2 separate regions of the Homo sapiens genome follow, and region 1 is linked to region 2. The links are chromatin loops, found by intact Hi-C in ENCODE. Cell type or tissue: PC-3. All regions are shown on one strand. Each heading gives the region's core, and the rest is flanking DNA. Links, peaks and the distances in the headings are about the cores only.

What was found. A loop is a pair of places that touch in the nucleus more often than their neighbours do. Peaks named below come from ENCODE experiments on the same cell type or tissue, not always from the same donor. Only the 100,000 strongest peaks of a DNase experiment are listed, where the experiment ranks them.
Region 1: it touches region 2 in a loop (3-fold over the local background); 21 of 110 quality-filtered maps call a loop at or near these places.

Annotation. Positions count from the first base shown.
Region 1 is chr2:218,577,722-218,589,276 of GRCh38, reverse strand. CNOT9 (CCR4-NOT transcription complex subunit 9) reads right to left here. Exons shown (of 8, transcript NM_005444.3): 2 at 8,537-8,716; 3 at 6,191-6,306; 4 at 4,556-4,665; 5 at 1,582-1,691. It also overlaps the pseudogene RNU6-136P. Among named protein-coding and RNA genes, the nearest start is that of CNOT9, 15 kb to the right of the region's middle. RefSeq lists an enhancer at 11,165-11,555. In PC-3, for the core only: a CTCF peak has its summit at 4,812 (motif pointing left); a DNase peak (open chromatin) is centred at 7,026; H3K4me3 peaks cover 604 bases; H3K27ac peaks cover 3,456 bases.
Region 2 is chr2:218,644,214-218,655,768 of GRCh38, reverse strand. It overlaps ZNF142 (zinc finger protein 142), which reads left to right. Exons shown (of 11, transcript NM_001379659.1): 5 at 3,469-4,068; 6 at 5,243-5,410; 7 at 6,310-7,134; 8 at 9,421-9,598; 9 at 10,705-11,555. Among named protein-coding and RNA genes, the nearest start is that of ZNF142, 9.6 kb to the left of the region's middle. In PC-3, for the core only: CTCF peaks have their summits at 6,917 and 7,118 (motif pointing right); a DNase peak (open chromatin) is centred at 7,088; H3K27ac peaks cover 1,599 bases.

The DNA.
Region 1 (11,555 bases), core at 1,209-9,208, 65 kb after region 2:
AGAAGATTAGTGTGGCCCCTGTGCGAAGATAATACACAAATTCATGAAGCATTCCATATATATATATTTAAAAGTAAAAAGCCAAAAAAATCATTATACCTGCTTACACCCAACTCAAGAATAAAATATTTGTTAGACTAAAAAAGTAATTTAATGTGACAAGGCAAATTTTAGAGCAGAGGTTGAATACTACCCAAAATTGTCAGCAGTATGGAAAAGTAACCTTGAAAAAAATCAAATAATATGAAATTTAAAAATTGAAAGTGATTAGAGAAAAAAATATGAAAGACAGATAATAGAGCATAACTGATGTTGAACCAAGAGACTTGAACGAATAAAAGAGAAAAATATACAAATCAACAAAAAAGACACAAGTAATATGCTCTTTCAGAAAAAAATTGAGGCTGGGTGAGGTGGCTCACGCCTGTAATCCCAGCACTTTGGGAGGCCAAGGTGGGCGGATCATCTGAGGTCAGGAGTTCAAGACCAGCCTGTCCAACATGACAAAACCCAATCTCTACTAAAAATACAAAAAAAAAAAAATTAGCCAGGAGTGGTGGTGTGTGCCTGTAGTCCCAGCTACGTGGGAGGCTGAGGCAGAAGAATTGCTTGAACCTGATAGGTGGAGGTTGCAGCGAGCTGAGATTACATCACTCCATCTCAAAAAAAAAAAAAAAAAAAAAAAAAAGGCCGGGTGGAGTGGCTCATGACTGTAAACCCAGCACTTTGGGAGGCTGAGGCGGACGGATCACCTGAGGTCAGGGGTTCAACACCAGCCTGGTTAATATAGTGAAACCCCATTTCTACTAAAAATACAAATATTAGCTGGGTATGGTGGCACATGCCTGTAGTCCCAGCTACTTGGGAGGCTGAGGCAGGAGAACTGCTTGAACCCGGGAGGCGGAGGTTGCAATGAGCTGAGATTACACCACTGCACTCCAGCCTGGGTGACACAGCAAGACTCCATCTCAGAGAAAAAAAAAAAAAAAGATATATGATTATCAAATGAACTTTAAAAATAATAAAAGACACTTGTAGGTAACCACACAAAAAAGTAAGTTCACCTAAAAAAGGAAAGAATTAGGCTGACCCTGAGACTTCTCTGCAATATTCAATGTTAGAAGACAAAAGGACTATGGCAATGGAGGTCTGAGACAGAACAATGAGGTAAGAATTCTGTACAATGAGTAAGAATTCTGTACCTTGTCATGTTGTCATTCATGGTTAAAGTACATAGTAAGCAGAAGCTCAAGTACATATAATTGATTATGTATTTTAAAAAAGCCCGGTTATAGAAGGAGCAGGATTGAAATTTTAAAATTAAAAAAATGAAACCGTAATAATATACTTAGAATTTACCTGTGGAGTGAGATGTGGGTTTGGAGAAAAGAAATTTAGTGTTTAACTTGATTTTCTTCTGAATGGTTTGGGTTTTTCAATAATTGTTTCATAATAATTTTTATTCAAAACAGAAAATATTCATACAAATTTCAAAAGCTTGAAGAGAGAAAATGATCCCAGGACCATAAGGAAGCAGCTTAAGAGTCAACACAATGTAAAATCTAAGTTAAAAGTACATACTGTTTTAGAAAGTTCACTTCCAGATTCCATAATTCGCAAACATAAAGGGATAATTTCTGTTGTTAATAAAAAGTTGATTACTTCTTGTTCATCTGTTTTCACCAGGGCCCCTAAAGAAAATAAGGACAAACAAAATTATTTTACAGTTAGGGTTTCCAGTTAACATTAACTTCGAACTGTTTATCCAGTGAGTTGTGAACTTAAATAACAGAACACAAACTGGGGTTTGTTAAAGGAATCAGATTCACACTCGTATTAAAAAAAAAAAGGAAGAGGGCGGCGCAGTAGCTCACACCTGTAATCCCAGCACTTTGGGAGGCCGAGGCGGGCAGATCACTTGAGGTCGGGAGTTCAAGATCAGCCTGGCCAACATGGTGAAACCCCGTCTCTACTAAAAATACAAAAATTAGCAAGGCATGGTGGCAGGCTCCTGTAATCCCAGCTACTCGGGAAGCTGAGGCAGGAGAATCAATTGAACCTGTACAGGTTACAGTGAGCTGAGATTGCACCACTGCACTCTAGTCTGGGTGACAGACTCTCTCTAAAAAAAAAAGCTTTCTGCACTAAATTGTCTTTGTACCTTTGTCAAAAATCAACTGACCATATATGTGTGGGTCTATTTCTGGACTCTTCATTCTGCTCCAATGGTCTGTAAATCTTTCTTTTCTCCAGTATTACACTGCCTTGACTACTATATTTTTCCAGTAGGTGTGGAACTCAGGTAGTATATGTCTTCCAACTTTGTTCTTTTAAAGAAATGTTTGGATATTCTAGTTCCTTTGGCTTTCCATATAAATCTTAGGATCAGTCTATTAGAAGGCTGCCATAACAAAATACCATAGACTGGTGGCTTAAACAACTGAAATTTATTGTCTCATAGTTCTAGCAGCTGAAAGTCTGAGATCAGGCTGGGCACAGTGGCTCACACCTGTAATCACAGCACTTTGGGAGGCTGAGGCAGCTGGATCACCTGAGGTCAGGAGTTCCAAGACCAGCCTGGCCAACATCGTGAAACCCTGTCTCTATTAAAAATACAAAAATTAGCCGGGTGTGGTGGCACGCACCTGTAGTCCCAGCTACTCGGGATGCTGAGGCAGAAGAATTGCTAGAACCCAGGAGGCGGAGGGTGCAGTGAGCCAAAATTATGCCACTGCACTCTAGCCTGGGCAACAGAGCAAGAATCTGTCTCACAAAAAAAAAAAAAAAAGCTGAGATCAGGGTGCCAGCATGGTATGGTATAGTTCTTGTAAAGTCTCTCTTCCTGGCTTGTAGATGGCCAGCTTCTCACTATGTCCTCACATGGCAGAGAGCGAATGAGGGAGCACAAGCTCTTTGGTGTCTCTTCTTAGAAGAATACTAACCTCATGAGGGCCATGTCCTCATCTAAACCTAATTATCTTTCAAAGGTCCCATCTCCAAATACCATGACATGAGGGGGTAGGGTTTCAAAGCATGAAATTTTGGGGAGGACACAATTCAGTCCATAGCAGTCAGCCTGCCAATTTCTAAAAAAAGTGCTGCTGGGATTTTGTTGGAATTACTCTGAATCTATAGATCAGTTTGGGGAGAATGAACAACTTAACAATACTGAATCATTGATACACCAATCAATGAACATGGTTTATCTCTGCATTTTATTTCATTAGAAATCAGTTTTGTAGTTTTTAGTTATAGATCATGCATATATTTTTAAAGATTTATACCCAAATTTTCACATTTCGGTGCTGTTATAAATGGCAGTTTAAAAAAATTTCAGCTAGGTGCAGTGGCTCACATCTGTAATCCCAGCACTTTGGGAGGCCAAGGTGGGAGAACCACTTGAGCCCAGAAGTTTGAGACAAGCCTGGGCAACAAAAAGTGAGACCTTGTGTCTACAAAAAAATAAAAAAATGTAGCCAGGTGTGGTGGCATGTGCCTATGGTTCCAGCTTCTCAAGGCTGAGGTGGGTGGATTTGTGTGATCCCAGGAGTTTGAGGGTGCAGTGAGCCATGATCATGCCACTGCACTCAAGAGTGGGCAACAGAGCAAGACCTTGTCTCAAAAAAAAAAAAAAAAAATAAAATAAAAAATAAATTTCCTATTGTTCATTGCTAGTACATGGAAATTTAATTTTTTTTTTTTGAGTCTCCCTCTGCCGCCCAGGCTGGAGTGCAGTGGCGTGATCTTGGCTCACTGCAATCACTGCATCTCCACCTCCCAGGTTCAAGCGATTCTCCTGCCTCAGCCTCCCCAGCAGCTGGGACTACAGGCACATGCCACCACGCCCGGCTGATTTTTGCATTATTTTTTTAGTAGAGACTAAAAAAAAAGTAGATGAAAAAATTTAACTGGGTGAACTGACAGATTCATATTCCTGGAGTTATGGGAGAATTACAGGTTTTCAGAATGCTTAGTGTATTTGACATGCATATTCTTAGGGCATTTCAGATATACGAAGCATTCCGGTATTAGAAGTAAGACAAACAAACAAAAAAAGACAGTGGTGTGTGCCTGTGCCCATGGTCCCTATTACTTGGGAGGCTGAGGCAGGAGGATCACTTGAGCCTAGGAGTTCAATTCCAGCCTGGGTAACACAGCAAGACCCTATCAGAAAGAAAAGAAAAGAAAAGAAGAGAAGAGAAGAGAGAAGGGAAGAGGAGAAGTCCCAAATTTAAACTCTTATTCCTTTAATAATACTCTTTATATATTGAATCAAGTTCTTATGCTTTACTCTCCCTACAATTCCAGCAAATGTTTCCACATATATGCTGAATTTAATCCCAAATGTTGGATCTCAAAGTCTTATTAACAACACTTAGAAGAGTGCTTGATAGGAGTCATCATGTTCCTGATACTTATTGATTAGTGAATGAGACAACCTCAAAGACAAAAATGAATGACTGGTGTACAAAAATCATAACCGGCAAGACAAAACACCCAACTTAGACTACTACTGTGAGTATTTCAGGCTTGCAAAACAATTCTAATAACTTACCAATAACTCCAAGGCTGGTGAGCCGGAGATACTCAAAGGGACGTGTTTTGCTGACAGTGTGCAAAAAGGGGTACAAAAAAAGTGGGATGTGTGCTGCGAGAAACGCTGACCTGGAAGAAAACAATAATTACATTCACAGCCCAGGGTTGATTTCTAAGGATCCTGAACTTTCAAATTTCTAGGTGGTTAATTCTGTAAGGCCTTAACATTGTCAGAGCAAGGAATCCTTAGGAAAACAATGTTACTGGTCATTAGTCTCAACCAATGGTTCTCAAATGGGGTAAATTTTGCCCCCTGGAGGACATGTGGCAATGTCTGGAGACATCTTTGATTGTCACAACTCAGGATTATGAAGCACTATTGGCATCCAGTGGGAAGAGGCCAGAGATGCCATTAAACATCCTACAATGCACAGGACAGTCCTCTCCTGCCCTCTCCTTTCCATCACAAAGATTCATCCAGCCCCAAATGGTAATGGTGCCAAAGCTGAAAACCCTAGTCCAGATCACAGTGGTTAAGAAAACACATGATTTTCCCTGTAATCAGCAAAAAGTACCTTACAAACTGATTAACTTAAAATATCCAATTGTGGATTTTAAAAAATAGACCACAAAATGCTATTAAGTGTCCAAGAGATTGTCCTAGATTATCTCCCTCACCTATGACTGAATAATAGTATTCACAGGTGCAGTCGAATAAACCTTACAAACCAATACAACAAAACAAAGCAGCCATTATCAGGCTTACCTGCTATACTTTAATAAGCACATTCTTCTTTTTTTGTTAGGGCATTTCAGATACACAAACCATTCTGAAAACAGTTTAGTCAGGCAACTAATAAGGAAATCAGTCTATTATTTTATATTATTTATAGTTACACCTTGTAGAAGAGCCAACGCCCAAGATTTTTAACACTCAAAGTACTCTTGTGTTTTTGTTAAGTGCTTAAAAGTAATTTTCTTAGTAATTTCTCTAAAGCTGTGTAAGGTCAGTGCCAACCTAGCATACATATTTCATAAGGAAACTTGACAAAGAGGAAAGGCTTTAATAAGATGACTATTAAGTGCCTTTGGGGCCATAAAAGCCCACAAAGTAGATTCCTGAACAGGATTTCCCTTTTCTTAATTTTTTAGATATGACAGGTGGCAAAAATATTTTAACTTACATGCCAATTCTCGTCTATTATAGAGGCCGCCCAGAATGCTATGTTAAGAAGGATTCTGAAGTCAAATCTGGGTTCAGTGTGGGAAAAGTGCTGGAAAAATAATTACTAAACTCCTCTTATATGCCATGCACTATGCCTCACAGATGACATAGTGTCAATAACAGGTCAGGGAGTGAGAAGTAGCTGTATGCCTGATACCTTTCCTGTAATGTGAACACTGTTTCTTTAAAGTTCATTGGGTAAAAGTAAATAAGAATCCGGAAGACCAGGAGAGAGAGAGAGAGAGAGAGAGAGAGAGAGAGAGAGAGAGAGAGAGAGAGAGACACACACACACACACACACACACACACACACACACACACAAACGTTCTCTCTCTCTCTCCTCCATGCCCTTCCTTTTATTATTCAGAGAACGTTTAGGACCATATTCAATGTATATCTCCCCCAAGTGACTCACCCAAAGCATTTACCTGGTTTCTGGATGTGATGCTACACATTGCAGTAATGCCAGAGCATTGCAAACTCTGTTAGACTGGTGTGCTGTCAAGGTGGGTGGGTTGATAGATGGATAAATATTTACAATTTCCTAAAAAATGGAAATCAGCATCAGATGAATAAGGAATAACTAAAAATTAATTCCCATGGTAATAAAGCAAAAAAAAAAAAAGGCAAATAAAATAGCTCTTAATTCTGTGCATCTTTTAAGAACTCAGTCATCAAAGAGGGAGCAGAAATAATGCTCATATCCTTTCATCACAAACTTACTTGGCTGAGACTAGCTAAGACATTTCTACATTTGTCTCTAGGAAGATTTTTTTTTTTGAGACTCACATTTCTACATTTGTCTCTAGGAAGATTTTTTTTTTTGAGACGGAGTCTCGCTCTGTTACCCGGGCTGGAGTGCAGTGGCACGATCTTGACTCACTGCAAGCTCTGCCTCCCAGGTTCACACCATTCTCCTGCCTCAGCCTCCAGAGTAGCTGGGACTACAGGCGCCTGCCACCACGCCCAGCTAATTTTTTGTATTTTTAGTAGAGATGGGGTTTCACCGTGTTAGCCAGGATGGTCTCGATCTGCTGACCTCGTGATCTGCCCGTCTCGGCCTCCCAAAGTGCTGGGATTTCAGGCGTGAGCCACTGCGCCCGGCCTAGGAAGATTTCTGTGGAGGCAAATGTAGTCATCTACACTTCCTCTTATATTCTCCAGCTACTGAGGCTATCAGTTGAGGGATACTCAAATTTTTATAATTTTGCTAGCATCCTGCTTTAAGTTACAGTGATGAGATCACTGGCCAGAAAGTGTTAAGTCAACCACGGTGACTCATAAAGAAGTTTGAATTTGGTTAGGTAGTAACATGGTAAGGACATGAATCAATGGGTGGGGATATGTATAAACAGCAGTGAATATATGCACTATCTGTCAAAAAGTAATGATTTACTCAATACAATTCCATTTACATTTTTTTTCTTTTTTTTTGAGACAGGGTCTCACTCTGTCATCCAGGCAGAGTGCAGTGGCATGATCATGGCTCACTGCAGCCTCCACCTCCTGGGCTCAATTGATCCTCCTACTTCAGCTTCCCAAGTAGCTGGGATTACAGGAGTGTACCACCAAGCCTGGCTAATTTTTGTATTTTTTGTAGAAATGGTGTTTCGCCATGTTGCCCAGGTTGGTCTCAAACTCCTGGGCTCAAGCAATCCTCCTAACTCAGTCTGCCAAACTGCTGGGATTACAAGCATGACCCACTGCACCTGGCTACAATTTTCCATTTACATTATTTGTAAAACTTTTACATAGAAAAACGTTCCCATAACAAAGATCAGTTTCTTGGCTAAATGCAATAGAGATGGAATGTGAATTTACTTAAGAGTTGAAAAGTTAATCTAATTGTTAGGAATTTGGGGCAATACTTTAATGGATGATCATGCCACTACCTAGGTATTTTGGTATTGTTATTGTACCATATCAGTTAATTAGCCACCAGTGACCATTCTGGTTTGAACTGAACTTCAGTTATCTATTCTTTAATGTACAAGTGTACCCACCTTTAATACTACAGCTGTTATACCTTCAACATTTCCTTTCCAGGCCAGGCATGGTGGCTCATGCCTGTAATCTCAACATTTTGGGAGGCCAAGGTGGGTGGATCACGAGGTCAGGAGTTCAAGATCAGCCTGACCAACATGGTGAAACTCCGTATCTACTAAAAATTAAAAAAAAAAAAGCCAGGCATGGTGATGCAGGCCTATAATCCCAGCTACTCAGGAGGCTGAGGCAGGAGAACCACTTCAACCCGGGAGGCAGAGGTTGCAGTGAGCCGGGATTGCACCATTGCACTCTAGTCTGGGCGACAGAGCGAGATTCCGTCTCAAAAAAAAAAAAAAAAGAAAAACAAACAAAAAAACCCAAAAACCCATTTCTTTTCCATAGAATATATTGTACCTTGTGGTCCTTATACTCTACTTTCCACCTTCCTCCCCCTGTCATGTAGATTTATCTTACAGTACTCCTAAAGCGGTGTTCGTCAAAGCGTAGTTCTTAGATCACTTGCATCACAATCACCTGGGGGAGGTGAAAGTGCTTATTAAAATATAGATTATAGGGCCCACCTCAGACTGACTAAATTGAATCTCTTGGGTAAGGATCCAAGAATCTGCATTTTAACAAATACCTCAGACCTTTCTAAAACAGATTCTTACAAATGCAGTTTTTTAAAGAATCATCCTCCTAAAGTCTTCAAATCATTTGGGCAAAGGTAAAGAAATATACAAGTGTAATGAAAAGAACTGAACTGCCAATCATGGACATGAACCCACCTGTAAAAGTGCTGCAATAGTACCAAATGAATGCCACAGCATGGGTGCAAGGTCAGGAACAGATTCTCGCTTCTTACTTAGCTCCAGCAAAGCATTTTCCCTAGTCTCAGGACTGGACAGCTCATTGATCCACTGATAGATCTTTTCTCTATCCACTTGTGCCAGTGTAGTAGGCACAGGCTTCAGATGAAGACAAGAAAGTAAATATCAGTTTATTAGAGTCAAACCAAGTCTTACCCTGCAACAGAGTTTTAGAGGAAATATATTTTTCATGAATACCAGGGGAGCGTTTCTAAATACATACATTTGATGTCAACTATTCAATCTCTTTGGTAGTTACTGATGAAAATCTAAAATGCACACATACCCTTTGATAATTCCATGTTTAGGAATTTATCCTGTAGGTATAATTGGGCTGTGCTAAAGACATACCAGGATGTTTACTGTTGCACTGTTTTAAAAGCAGAAAAGTGGCCGGGCGCGGTGGCACACCCCTGTAATCCCAGCGCTGTGGGAGGCCATGTTGGGTGGGTCACTTGAGGTCAGGAGTTTGAGACCAGCCTGGCCAACATGGCGAAACCCCGTCTCTACTAAAAATACAAAATTTAGCTGGGTGTGGTGATGGGCGCCTGTAATCCCAGCTACTCAGGAGGCTGAGACAGGAGAATTGCTTGAACTTGGGAGGTGGAGGTTGCAGTGACCCGAGATAGCGCCACTGCACTCCAGCCTGGGCGACAGAGCAAAAAAAAAAAAAAAAAGCCAGGTGTGGTGGTGCATGCCTGTAGTCCCAGCTACTCAGGAGGCTGAGGCACTAGAATCGCTTGAGCATGGGAGGTGGAAGTTATAGTGAGCTGAGATTGCACCATTGCACTCCAGCTTGGGCGACAGAGTGAGACTCTGTCTCAATAAACAAACAAACAAATAAATAAATAAATAAATAAATGCAGAAAACTGGGCCAGGCGTGGTGGCTCATGCCTGTAATCCCAGCACTTTGGGAGGCCAAGGCAGGTGGATCATGAAGTCAGGAGATTGAGACCATCCTGGCTAACACGGTGAAACTGGTGTCTCTACTAAAAATACAAAAAATTAGCTGGGCGTGGTGGCAGGCGCCTGTAGTCCCAGCTACTCTGGAGGCTGAGGCAGGAGAATGGTGTGAACCCAGGAGGCGGAGGTTGCAGTGAGCCGAGATCGCGCCACTGCACTCCAGCCTGGGTGACAGTGTGAGACTCCGTCTCAAAAACAAAAATGCAGAAAACAAACAAGTATCTCTCACTAAGAGACTGGTTAAATATTGGTGCAGCTTTATAATGTGATACTATGTAGTCCTTTAAAAAAAGAAGCAGCTCTCTATATACTGTATATTGATACTAAGTAAAAACAATAAAAGGGTTACAGAAGAGCATATAAAATGTTTCCATTAATATACACACATATAAAAATAAAAAATACATATACATTCTTACACATTTACATATAACATTTCTAGAAGGACACATAAAGAACTGTTAACTGTAGTTACCTCTAAGGTTGGGGATTTACAGGGAGACTTACTTTTCATTGTTTACACTAAAACCTTTTGCATAAACTTTTTTTAAAAAACCATATGCATATAATAGTTTTTGAGAGGAAAAAAAATTATGCCTTCCCAATACTGGTCCCTCCCCAGTGATTCTGACATCCCCCCTCAACTGAGCAGAAAACCTGTAATTTGGAAAAGCTCTCCCTCTTAATGATTCTTCAGTATATTCTCTAACTACATCCCTTTGAGAACCATTCATTACTTACTCATGTAGGAAATACATACTTAATAGGGCATGCTTTCATTATTATGCTAAAGAATCACAATATTCCCCCCAAATTTGAATATTTTATAATTCTCTATAGTCATCAAATATGTTTGTGACCTTGGTTAAGTTCCTTAATTATTCTTATCTGGAAAACAAGATGGGAGACTAGAAAAATGATAATTGCTACCCCTAAGCTCTAAACTGCTAACAAATTCCTGGTGATTTCCATCTCTATGCCCAATATGTTCTCAGGTAATTGCCCCCAACCATGAGAAATAAAAGAAGGAGCGGGAGGCGGGGGGGAAGGCTATCTACACTTGCAGATGAGATCACTAATGTTCAGAGGAATTAACTCACTCAATTTAACCAGGTATGAAGGTATGAAGTTGCATATTCCCGTACTTTTTTGAACTATATTACAGTTTCTCACAGTACTTATAAGTTCCCAAAAGATCTTAGCTTGACAGAATGATGACCTACCCATTGTACAGATGTAAAGACAAAGAACACAAAGAACTGCCTTTGTTGAAGATCAGAAGCATAAAATAGACTTTGAAGTGGATTCAAATTTACTCTACCCAATCTGAATAATGGCCTTTTAAAAATGGAAGCTTCATTGTAAGTTTTTAGCTTTATTTTTACTATTTCACTAGCCTGACAGAAAGAACCACAAGTTGTTCTGCTAAATAGACTGAAATACAATGCAGCTTAAGCTTTAAGTGCCTTACAGTAATCTGCTAAAAGCTGTTTTGTAACTCCCTTCAGGGATGGTCCTCAAGGAATCAATCATAGGCTCTTAAAGCAACAATATGATAGAAGGAATATGGTAGCTTTTTTCCTCCTTTCCCAACAGCAAAAGCAGTGTTGTTCAGGCACTTGCCCTTTCTAGGCAGCCACAAACAGGCCCTCAACTTAAAAACTATTTTTGGAAATGTAATTCCTACCTGAAGATAGGGTATGTGTTTATTTAGAATATTACATCACCTTAGACGCTCAGCAGAAACACAGGATAAAATTTTAGTGTTAGGTTTCCTGCCCAGTCTCTTGGATGACCCCACAATCCAGTAACCAAAGGGGGCCTCACAGATACTGGTCTGGCAATATAGTACCTTTCCTGATTAATCAGTACCCATTCCAGCTGACCTTCCCCAAAGTCTTGTCATACAGATACCACCATCAGTAAACTCCATCATCCCTACTGGAGCCAGTGTGTGACTTGCAGTTGGCACCT
Region 2 (11,555 bases), core at 2,248-10,247:
ACCACCCTGGGCTTGGCAGGGCTTTCCAGAAGTGATCTGGTATTTCCCTGCCCTAGTTTTTTGTGTATAACATACTTTACTCATCCGAGGCATGTTGTTAAGAATAAGAGTTGAGGCCTGGTACAGTGGCATGCACCTGTAGTCTCAGCTACTTGGGAGGCTGAGGCAGGAAGATTGCTTGAGCCCAGGAGTTAGAGGCTGCCGTATGTTATGATCATACCTGTGAATAGCCACTGCACTCCAGCCTGGGCAATATAGTGAGACCCCCATCTCTTTAAAAAAACAAAACAAAACAAAAAAGTAGGAGTTGAGCATTTGTATTTATCTCAGATGAAAGATTCTCCCTTTATTCATCCCATTATCCTCACCTCTTATTTTTAGGAAGCTTCCCTGTTTTTTAATTACCGTCCTCCAGCCATAGTTGTCACCACTTCAGTTGGCACTGTAGTATAGTGACAAAGAATATTGGGAAAGATTAGCTAATTTGACCATATAATATTTCCAAACTTCCATATGGTGAAAGAAATTTAAAAAAATAAAAAGCCTAGGAAAAACATTCGCAATATGTAAGAAAGAGTTAATATCTTTAAAATTCAAAGAGCCACAGTAAGAAAAAGAAACCATCTTTTTTGTTGTTTGCTTTGCTTTTTTTGTTTTCTTTTGGTTTTGGGGGTTTTGTTGAGACAGGGTCTTGCTCTGCCACCCAGGCTAGAGTGCAGTGGCACAGTTACGGCTCACTGCAGCCTTGACCTCCTGGGCTTAAGCAATCCTCTTGCCTCAGCTTCCCATGTAGCTGGGGCCACAGGTGTATACCACCCACACTCAGCTAGTTTTTAAATTTTCTTTGGTAGAAACGAGGTCTCACCTTGTTGCCCAGGCTAGTCTTGAACTCCTGGGCTCAAGCAATCTTCCCACCTCGGCCTCCTAAAGTTTTGGGATTACAGACATGAGCCATCGCACCCAGCAGAAACCTTTTTTTTTTTTTAAATGGGAAAAAGAAATCTATGTGCAATGCTCTAAAGAAGAAATAAAAGTAGTAACCATATGGAAGGATGCTTAATCTCACTAGCAAAGAAATAAATTCCAGTTAAAAATAAGAGATGTGGCTGGGCATGGTGGCTCATGCCTATAATCCTAGCACTTTGGGAGGCCGAGACAGGCAGTTGCCTGAGCTCAGGAGTTTGAGACCAGCCTGGGCAAGATGGTGAAACCCCACCTCTGCTAAGATACAAAAAATCAGCTGGCATGGTGGTGGGCACCTGTAATCCCAGCTACTCAGGAGGCTGAGGCAGGAGAATTGCTTGAACCCGAGAGGCGGAGGTTGCAGTGAGCCAAGATCGCACCACTGAACCCTAGCCTGGACAACAAAGCGAGATTCTGTCTCAAAAAAAAAAAAGGAGATGCATTTTGGCATAAATTAAACATTTTTAATAATACCTAGTGTTGATGAGGCTATAGGAAACACTATGTTACAGCTTATGGAGATACAAATTAGTATAATCTTTTGAAGGTCAATTTAGCTACATAGCAAATTTTACAATTTGCATACTCTGACCACTAATTCCACTGTAGGAATGCACAAAGACACCGGAATTACAGTGGCCAGAGCAAGGATGAGGATATATAGGGGTGCTTTATTTGTAATGGTTGGAAACAGCCCAAATGTCCATCAGTAACGGCACAATTTATTTTTTAAAATTATTTTTAGAATGGGCAACATAGGGAGACCCCATCTCTACAAAAAAATTTAAAATTAGCCAGGAATGGTGATGCCTGTAGTCCCACCTACTCAGGAGGCTGAGGTGGGAGAATCACTTGAGCCCAGCAGGTCAAGGCTGCAGTGAGCTGTGATCACACCACCACTGCACTGCAGCCTGGGTGACAGAGAGAGACCTTGTTTCCCCCACCACCAGCCAAAAAAATTATTTTTATTTTTTTGGTCCCCAGGGAAGCAAGGGCAGAATTTCGTTTTGATTTGTTCATGCTCTGGAAAAAACATGAACTGGATAAGAAAGTACAAACTAGATGTAAATGTACTCAAAGATAAAAATATCTTTGATATATAGCAAGTGGAAAGAAAAGGGTCAAAAAGAAACACACCAAATTGTGCGTGTGAAGGTGCTGGGTGGTTATTCTTCCTTTGTATACTTATGTATCATTTTAGATGTTGCACTGAAATTTTTTTTTTTTTTTGAGATAGAGTTTCACTCTTGTCACCCAGGCTGCAGTGCAATGGCGTGATCTTGGCTCGCTGCAACCCACCTCCCAGGTTCAAGCGATTCTCCTGCCTCAGCCTCCTGAGTAACTGGGATTACAGGCATGCGCCACCATGCCCAGCTAATTTTGTATTTTTAGTAGAGACGGGGTTTCGCCATGTTGGTCAGGCTGGTCTCAAACTCCCAACCTCAGGTGATCCACCCACCTCGTCCTTCCAAAATGCTGGGATTACAGGTGTGAGCCACTAGGCCCGGCCTGAAATTTTTTTTTTTTTTGAGACAGAGTCTCTCTCTTGGCCAGGCTGGAGTGCAGTGGGCAATCTCGGCTCACTGCAACCTCCACCTCTCATGTTCAAGCGATTCTCCTGCCTCAGCCTCCTGAGTAGCTGGGACTACAGGTGCGTGCCACCACGCCTGGCTAATTTTTTGTATTTTTAGTAGAGACGGGTTTTCACCATGTTAGCCAGGATGGTCTCGATCTCCTGACCTCATGATCCTCCTGTCTCAGCCTCCCAAAGTGCCAAGATTACAGGCGTGAGCCACTGCACCTGGCCCTGAAATTTTTTTTTTTAACAACAAAAAAAACAATAAAGAGCAAACAGACCAGCAGAATAAATGTAGGACAAACCTGGCCTTGAGTCATGGCTCTACCACTAATAAACATAGTAGTCTTAATCTCGTAGAATCTCAGGACCTTGTTGTCATAGGGCTGTTGGAGGACCAAATGAGAGCGTTTATTAAGCCTTTCTTTATCAAAGTCTTGCCCATTGCTTTTAAAACGGCAGCAATTATTATGGAGAATAATAATTATTTTCAGAAGGATATTCTCCATTTTATCCATTCCTGTGCCTTTGTAAAGCTCTTTACAGAATTTGAAAGTAAAGCTCTTAACCATTTATATTGCAGATATTATCCCTAGTTTGTCATTTTCTTTTGGAAGTTTCTGGTTTTCACTTGGGCAAAATATACTGTCTTAATGCTTTCTGGATTTGCTTGCTTGTTCACTCATTTAACAAATATTTATTAAGCACCTATCTTGTGCCAAGTATTGTGCTAGGAATCCAAACACACGTGCCAGATAGATGGTCCCTGACCTTATGGGGCCTACAGTCCAGGTGTAGGACCAGACTTAAAGTCCATCTGTACTCTACGAATATTAAAAGATTCACCTACATTTTCTACTAGTAACTAACTCCTATGAGTCTTGTTCCATCTGATTCTATGCCTTTCTCTGTCGGTCCTCTGCCTGCAGGTGTCCTGGTAAAGGTGGTGGAGGTGTACTTCTGTGAGCGCTGTGAACAGAGCTTCGCAGAGCCCACTCTGCTGGCCCTGCACCAGTGCAGTGAGACCCATATACAGCCTGTGCAGGGCCTCTCTAGCCCCCCATGCTCTGTAGAGCTGCCTCCCAGCAACCCAACCCTCCCTGGCCCTCTGCAGGGCCAGAGCCCGCCAGTTAGCCCCCTATCATGCCCTGTGTGTAGACAGGAGTTTGCCCAACCCCAGGCCCTGAAGAGCCACTTCAAGATTCACCGGGGCACTCCTGACACCTTCTCCTGCCCAGAATCTGGCTGTGTGTTCTCTGCTGAAGATCGCAAGGGTCTGCAGCACCACCTGAGGCAGACTCACAGAGCAGTTCCTGTGCCCTGTTCTTTCCGGGGCTGCCCCCTGCTTTTCGGGAGCCAGCAGGGCATGGAGCTGCACCGGCAGGCGCATTACCCTTTCCACTGCAGCCACTGCAGCTTCATAGGCTCCAACGTCAAACTCTTCCGGCAGCATCAGCGGAGCCATGGTGCTGGGACACAGGGAGAACTTTCTGCCGTTCAGGGCCTTCCATCCCAGGAGCTGCTGCCAGGTATGAGGCCAAGGGCCAAGCAGTTCCTCTCCTGGAGTTCAGCCACAGTTGATCTTATAGGAGAGGCAGTTGTTTCCAAGGCCATGAATGTACATGAATATAAGAGAATCTAGACAGTGGCTCAGGAGGATGGAGTTACTGGATGACATGGGAAGGCATCTTGAAACAGTTGGAATATATGGGACAAAGAGGAAGTCTTTGTTTGTGACAATGAGTGAAAGTTGGCTTAGGCTACGTGTGGCCTGAAGTTACTTAACCAATATTCTCTAATGATCCATTTCACAACTTTCTGAGAGCTAAAGTGAAAATGACCATCATTGGCTATGGCCACTGATAGAATGCCTGTAGACTTTCCTTTAGAGCAACTGGGGATTGGGCAGTAGAAGCCAGGGTTATTTTAAAAAGGAAATAACCCTTTGGGCTGGGCACTGTGGCACATGCCTGTGATCCCAACAATTTGAGAGGCCAAGGTGGATGGATCCCTTGAGCCCAGGAGTTCAAGACCAGCCTGGGCAATGTGGTGAAATGCTGTCTCTACAAAAAATACAAAAATTGGGTGTGGTGGTACATGTCTGTAGTCCCAGTTACTCGGGAGGTTGAGGTGGGGGATCACTTGAGCTCAGGAGGTGGAGGTTGCAGTGAGCCAAGATTGCAGCACTGCACTTCAGTCTGGATGACAGAGTAAGACCCTGTCTCAAAAAAAAAAAAAAAAAGAAGTAAAGAAAGGAACTTAGGAACTTTCAAGGGAGACGGCGTTTTAGTAGTTGTCATTCTTCTTGGTCCCAAAAAAGCATGAGAGAGCAGAGGAGCAGGAGGAAACAGAGAAAACGGGCCAGGAGAGGCCAGAATTCTGATAAGAGAAGGAATTGCAGTCTACCCATTCTCTACTTTCAGCCCCCTATGACCTCAATGACCTCGCTGCTGTCAGCTTCATGGAGTCTGAAAGTGGTGCTCTCTGAGGTTTGAGTTACTTTAGACTGGAACATTGCTAATAACTTAGCTCTTCGTCCTCCTATTTTCATCTTGAGTGGAAATACATTTATACATAAAACCCAAGATCTCCTTATGCTAAAAGTGGGAGAGGGTGATTATTTCAGCCAGTAGGTAGAGAAGTATAAGCATTTAGTGCTGTTATTGGCTCCTGTAGACTTTATCAAGTTTTATGTATCTCCAGCTCCCAAACTGCCTCCAGGAGAGAGAGAACCTTCACAGGAAGCAGGTACACCCTTGCCTGGGCAGGAGACAGCTGAAGAGGAGAATGTAGAGAAAGAAGAGAAGAGTGACACCCAGAAGGACTCCCAAAAGGCTGTGGATAAAGGCCAAGGGGCTCAGCGGCTGGAAGGTAATGACATTCTGAGGCTTGAAGCCCTTGGTGGTGGGGAAGAATGGATTGTTGAAACCCTGCCATTGAGGCTCTGGGGTTTGTTTTCTGAGCTTTGGTTCGGATCCTTTTATTCTGTTCTACCTTGACTCAAAAGTCAAGGTCTAGTGGGAAAATGATAAATGAGTGAATGGTAAAGACTTTAGTAATATAGCATTGGGGTAAATCGAGTTTGCTTCACTGGGCTGGTTTTCCTCAGGCAGAAAACTCTAGCAGGGAAGCAGGAGGTGATCTTCATCATATAGAGATGCCAGAAGTTATTGATGATCAGCAGCCTATTTTGTCTGGCACTGAGCCCTCAAATACTTTTTTCTGAATCTTTGCTTCCCAGTTTTTCACCTCAGTAGAATATTTGAAAGTCATCCCACAAGGAGCATAGTTATCAAGTGAATAAGAAAGATTGGGTTGTATTTATTACCAACTTCATTATTATCTAGAGCCTGTGAGCCAGTAAGAGTACTGTACCTTCTTTTGGCTCACCCCCTTGGGGGCTCTTTTCCTTCTAACTAATCTTGCCGATGCTTCTGCCTGCCCCCATAGAACAAGGCAGGAAAGAACAAGAATGCTCCATTCAGATTATTTTAAGCAGCTCTAAACAAAGGCTCAAGAAGAGCAGGTAGCTGAGTAAAGCACTTCAAACAGGCTGTCACAGCAAGGCCTGAGAAGCCCTTGTGATTTTGCTTCTCTTAAAACTTGAGTTTCTCACCCTTTTTTGAGACTACAGTATTTGAGACCCTTTTGCTTGGTTTCCTGCAGAGAGGCCACACATCGTTTGTGTCTGAGCAAATTGTGGTTCTCCCATTATCTGGCTTTCCCCAGAAAAATCTCACTCTCTCAACTCTCTGTATTCCCTTTCCCAGGGGATGTGGTCTCTGGCACCGAGTCCCTCTTCAAGACCCATATGTGTCCAGAGTGTAAGCGCTGCTTTAAGAAGCGGACTCATCTGGTGGAGCACCTGCATCTCCACTTCCCAGACCCCAGCCTCCAGTGCCCTAACTGCCAGAAGTTCTTCACCAGTAAGAGCAAGCTCAAGACCCATCTGCTGCGGGAGCTGGGTGAAAAGGCCCACCACTGCCCACTGTGCCACTACAGTGCGGTGGAGAGGAATGCACTCAACCGCCACATGGCCAGCATGCATGAAGATATTTCCAACTTCTACTCAGACACCTATGCCTGTCCTGTCTGCCGTGAGGAATTCCGCCTCAGCCAGGCCCTAAAGGAGCACCTCAAGAGCCACACGGCAGCAGCCGCAGCAGAGCCATTACCCCTTCGCTGCTTTCAGGAGGGCTGCAGCTATGCAGCACCCGACCGCAAGGCCTTCATTAAGCACCTGAAGGAGACCCATGGGGTGCGGGCTGTGGAGTGCCGCCATCACTCATGTCCCATGCTCTTTGCCACAGCCGAAGCCATGGAGGCCCACCACAAGAGTCACTACGCCTTCCACTGCCCCCACTGTGATTTTGCTTGTTCCAATAAGCACCTATTCCGTAAACACAAGAAGCAGGGCCACCCTGGCAGTGAAGAGCTGCGCTGCACCTTCTGCCCCTTTGCCACCTTCAACCCAGTGGCTTACCAGGATCATGTAGGCAAGATGCATGCTCATGAAAAGATCCACCAGTGTCCTGAGTGCAACTTTGCCACTGCCCACAAGAGGGTGCTCATCCGACACATGCTTCTACATACGGGTAGGATGGTTTCCATCCTTAAAATAATGTTGTAATAATGATGGTGGTGATACTGGCTACAAAGGGTCTTGCATACGTTTTCTCATTTGACCCAAAATTCCTAGAGATAGATCTAGCATTCCAAGTTTACAAATGAGCCTTAAGTTGAGTGTCATTTAGCTAGTAAAGTAGTAGAGCTAGGATTTGAATCCATGCAGTCTGATTCCAGAGCCTGTGCTCTAACCACTGTGGTGCTGTGCCTCGCTCTTAAGCCCTTGTCCAGTTCTGCCCACCCCTAGTCAGGCTTGAGTGGGTTAACACCAAGCCTGAAGAAACCTAAACCAGGACAAATACCTTACTTTGCAATTCATGTTTTGGGATATGCTAAGAGAGACGGGCGAGGGGACTGAGCCATCCACACGCATATGGCCTTCTATAACTTGGGCATCCATGACACTGAAAAAGATCACCTCCAGTGACCTGGAAGTTGCAGATGTTTAACTCGCACTCGTAACTGTCTTCTAGCATTCTTGATGCTTTAGGTAACAACCAAACCAAGCTTCCTGCTACAGCATCATCCCATTTGTGATCTCTATATCAACATCAGTGGATTGACAGGACATTTTTAGAATTTTCATCAAAGACACTGGTTTGGGAGAAAAAATTGTAGGCATCCTGGGACAAAGCCATTCTCACTGAACTCATTCCTGTACATGCTTTAGTCACAAAATCTCATGTTTCTGAGGTCTTTCCAAAAGGCTTAATCTTTTAAGTAAGGCAGATAAAGATGAGAAAAGAGACAAACTCTGAGACCTACTTTAAGATCACACAGATAGTGTTAGAACCAGAATACCACATTGCTAGCCTTTTCACCATAGGGAAGGGGTCTGGGTGAGTGGGCAGGGACAACAAGGAGGGGTCTTGAAGGAACCTGGCCCCCAGCCTGTCAGTGCCAGGTCTTGACCATCAATATGGACAGCTCACCTTTGAGTTCTCACTGAGTATCACTGACAGCTTTGGGACATTTCATATAATCTTTATACCAACCTTTTGGAGGCAAGGAAACAGACTGCTCAAACCCACATGGTAGTCAACTAGGATTTAAACTACCACTTAATGGCTCTATGATTTCTCTGTGCCTCTGTTTCCCTATCTGTAAAATGAGGGTGATAATAGCACCTGCCTCTTAAGGATGTTCTGAAAATTTGAGGGGAGGAGGCTTTTTTTTTTTTTGAGATGGAGTCTGGCTCTGTTGCTCAGGCTGGAGTAAAGTGGCCCAATCTCGGCTCACTGCAAGCTCCACCTCCTGGGTTCACGCCATTCTCCTGCCTCAGCCTCCCGAGTAGCTGGGACTACAGGCATCTACCACCATGCCCAGCTAATTTTTTGTATTTTTAGTAGAGACAGGGTTTCACCGTGTTAGCCAGGATGGTCTCGATCTCCTGACCTCATGATCCACCTGCCTCGACCTCCCAAAATGCTGGGATTACAGGCGTGAGCCACCATGCCCGGCCGAGAGGAGGAATTTTTTTACAAAGTGCTCAGAAGAGTGCTAGTCACATAATAAGAACTTTGTTCATGTTGGCTGTTAATATTTTTATTACTGTGTTGGACTTCAGATCAGAATTCTTGACCATTCTGTTCTGTTGTCTCATTTATTTTTCCTTTTGTTCTAGAAAACAGAAAAATTAGGCTGAGTAGTTGACCATAGTGACAGCAAGCTGTAAAACAAATCAAGAGTGGACTTTAAGCTAGTTTTGAAAAGCTTGGGGTGGGCACGGTGGCTCACGCCTGTAATCCCAACACTTTAGGAGGCCAAGGCGGGCGGATCACCTAAGGTCAGGAGTTCGAGAACAGCCTGGCTAACATGGTGAAACCCCATCTCTACTAAAAATACAAAAAAATTAGTTGGGCGTGGTGGCGGGCACCTGTAATCCCAGCTACTCGAGAGGCTAAGGCACAAGAATTGCTTGAACCCGGGCAGCCGAGCTTGGCAGTGAGCTGAGGTAGCGTCACTGCACTCCAGCCTGGGCGACAGATTGAGACTCTGTCTCAATTTAAAAAAAAAAAAGAAAAGCTTGGTCTTTACTTTCTTCCCATCTTCACTGGTGTGGGAGTTGGGGGAGTAGTTGTCTGAGAGGGCCCTGAAGCAGCCCTTTATTATTGTGAGGTTTTCACCATCTCAGGTAGCACATGAAGCTGTTGTTCCTCCCTGGCATCAGGGCAGGCTTGCTGGAAGAAATGGTCTGTCCACTTGATCTGTATCTGACCTGTGTTCTCTCCCTTCATCCGCATCCCCCATATAAGGTGAGAAGCCCCACAAGTGTGAGCTGTGTGACTTCACATGCCGAGACGTGAGCTACCTATCCAAGCACATGCTGACCCACTCCAACACCAAGGATTACATGTGCACTGAATGTGGCTATGTCACCAAGTGGAAGCACTACCTCCGTGTGCACATGCGAAAACATGCAGGGGACCTCAGGTACAACACACACATAGGCCTCCGTCCCAATCCCAAGAATCTTAGCCAAGCTAGCTTCCTCTCGGATCTAACTTCTGGCCCTATTTCTTTCTCCGGTCCCTGGAGAGTCTCCTCCTAAGGCCGGGTGCAATGGCTCACACCTGTAATCCCAGCACTTTGAGAGGCCGGGGCGGGCAAATTGCTTGAGCTTGGGAGTTCAAGGCCATCTGGGCAACACCCCATCTCTACTAAAACTACAAAAATTAGCTGGGCATGGTAGCAGACGCCTGTAATGCCAGCTTCTTGGGAGGCTGAAGCACTAGAATCGCTTGAGCCGGGGGGTGGAGGTTGCAATGAGCCAAGATTGCACCACTGTACTCCAGCCTGGGTGACAGAGTAAGACTCTGTTTCAAAAAAGAAAAGGAAAGAAAAAAGAGAGTCTTTTCCTAACACCCTTCTCTGTTCCCACTGTCTCAACTCCATTGCCTACAGCTGGCCTCTGTGACTGTGGCTCAGTCACATAGCGAGCACTCTCTGGGCTCTGGGAAGGGAGTATAGACCTACAGTATAGGCCTAGAGACTAAGGTGTCACTTGAGTTCTCAGAGTTTGGCCCTGGGAAAGTGGATAGACACTATATTCATGCCCCAATCTTGCCACTTCCAAATCCAGGCAAGTTCTCTGACCTATGGCACAGCTGGCTAAGGGGTTTCTAGACCTGTCATGCCTCTGTGGGAGAAGGGAAATGAGGCACAGAAACCTGCCCTGTGGAGTTGTAGCCACGTCAGTTCCTTGGAAGTCTACAGTGGGTCATGCTGATTCATGATTACTTTCTTTTAGGAAGGCAGTACAGAATAGGGCTTAGAACACAGGCCCTGAAGCTAGGCTGTCTCTGCTCCTGGCTTACTTTGTAACCAACCTTAGGCAAATTATTAACTTCTGTGATTTAGTTTTTCTCACTTGGAAAATAGAGATACCAGTTTCATAGGGTAGTGAAAAGGAGGGTTACATCAGGTGACACATGTATGATACTGAGTGCAGAGCCTGGCCCACAGTAAGTATTTACTGACTGATTCTTAGTTGTTGTGATTAATTATTGTGATTGCCTCCCCCTTTCCCTCCTTGCCAGGTATCAGTGCAACCAGTGCTCCTATCGCTGTCACCGGGCTGATCAGCTGAGCAGCCACAAGCTGCGGCATCAGGGCAAGTCTCTGATGTGTGAGGTGTGTGCCTTCGCCTGCAAGCGGAAGTATGAGCTGCAGAAGCACATGGCTTCCCAGCACCACCCTGGCACACCGGCCCCACTCTACCCTTGCCACTACTGCAGTTACCAGAGCCGCCACAAGCAGGCTGTGCTGAGCCATGAGAACTGCAAGCATACCCGCCTCCGTGAGTTCCACTGTGCCCTCTGTGACTACCGCACCTTCAGCAACACCACACTCTTGTTCCATAAACGCAAGGCCCATGGCTATGTACCTGGAGACCAGGCCTGGCAGCTCCGCTATGCAAGCCAGGAGCCAGAAGGGGCCATGCAGGGCCCAACACCCCCACCAGATTCAGAGCCCTCAAACCAGCTGTCAGCCCGACCTGAGGGGCCAGGTCACGAACCTGGGACTGTGGTGGACCCCAGCTTGGACCAGGCCCTGCCAGAGATGAGTGAGGAGGTCAACACTGGAAGACAGGAGGGCAGTGAGGCTCCCCATGGGGGTGACCTGGGTGGCAGTCCCAGCCCAGCAGAGGTGGAGGAGGGCAGCTGCACACTACACCTAGAGGCCCTGGGAGTAGAGCTGGAGTCTGTGACTGAGCCACCCCTTGAGGAGGTCACTGAAACAGCCCCTATGGAGTTCAGGCCCCTGGGACTGGAAGGGCCAGATGGACTGGAAGGACCAGAGCTATCTAGCTTTGAAGGTATTGGGACTTCTGACTTGAGTGCTGAAGAAAATCCCCTTCTGGAAAAGCCAGTGTCTGAGCCCTCCACAA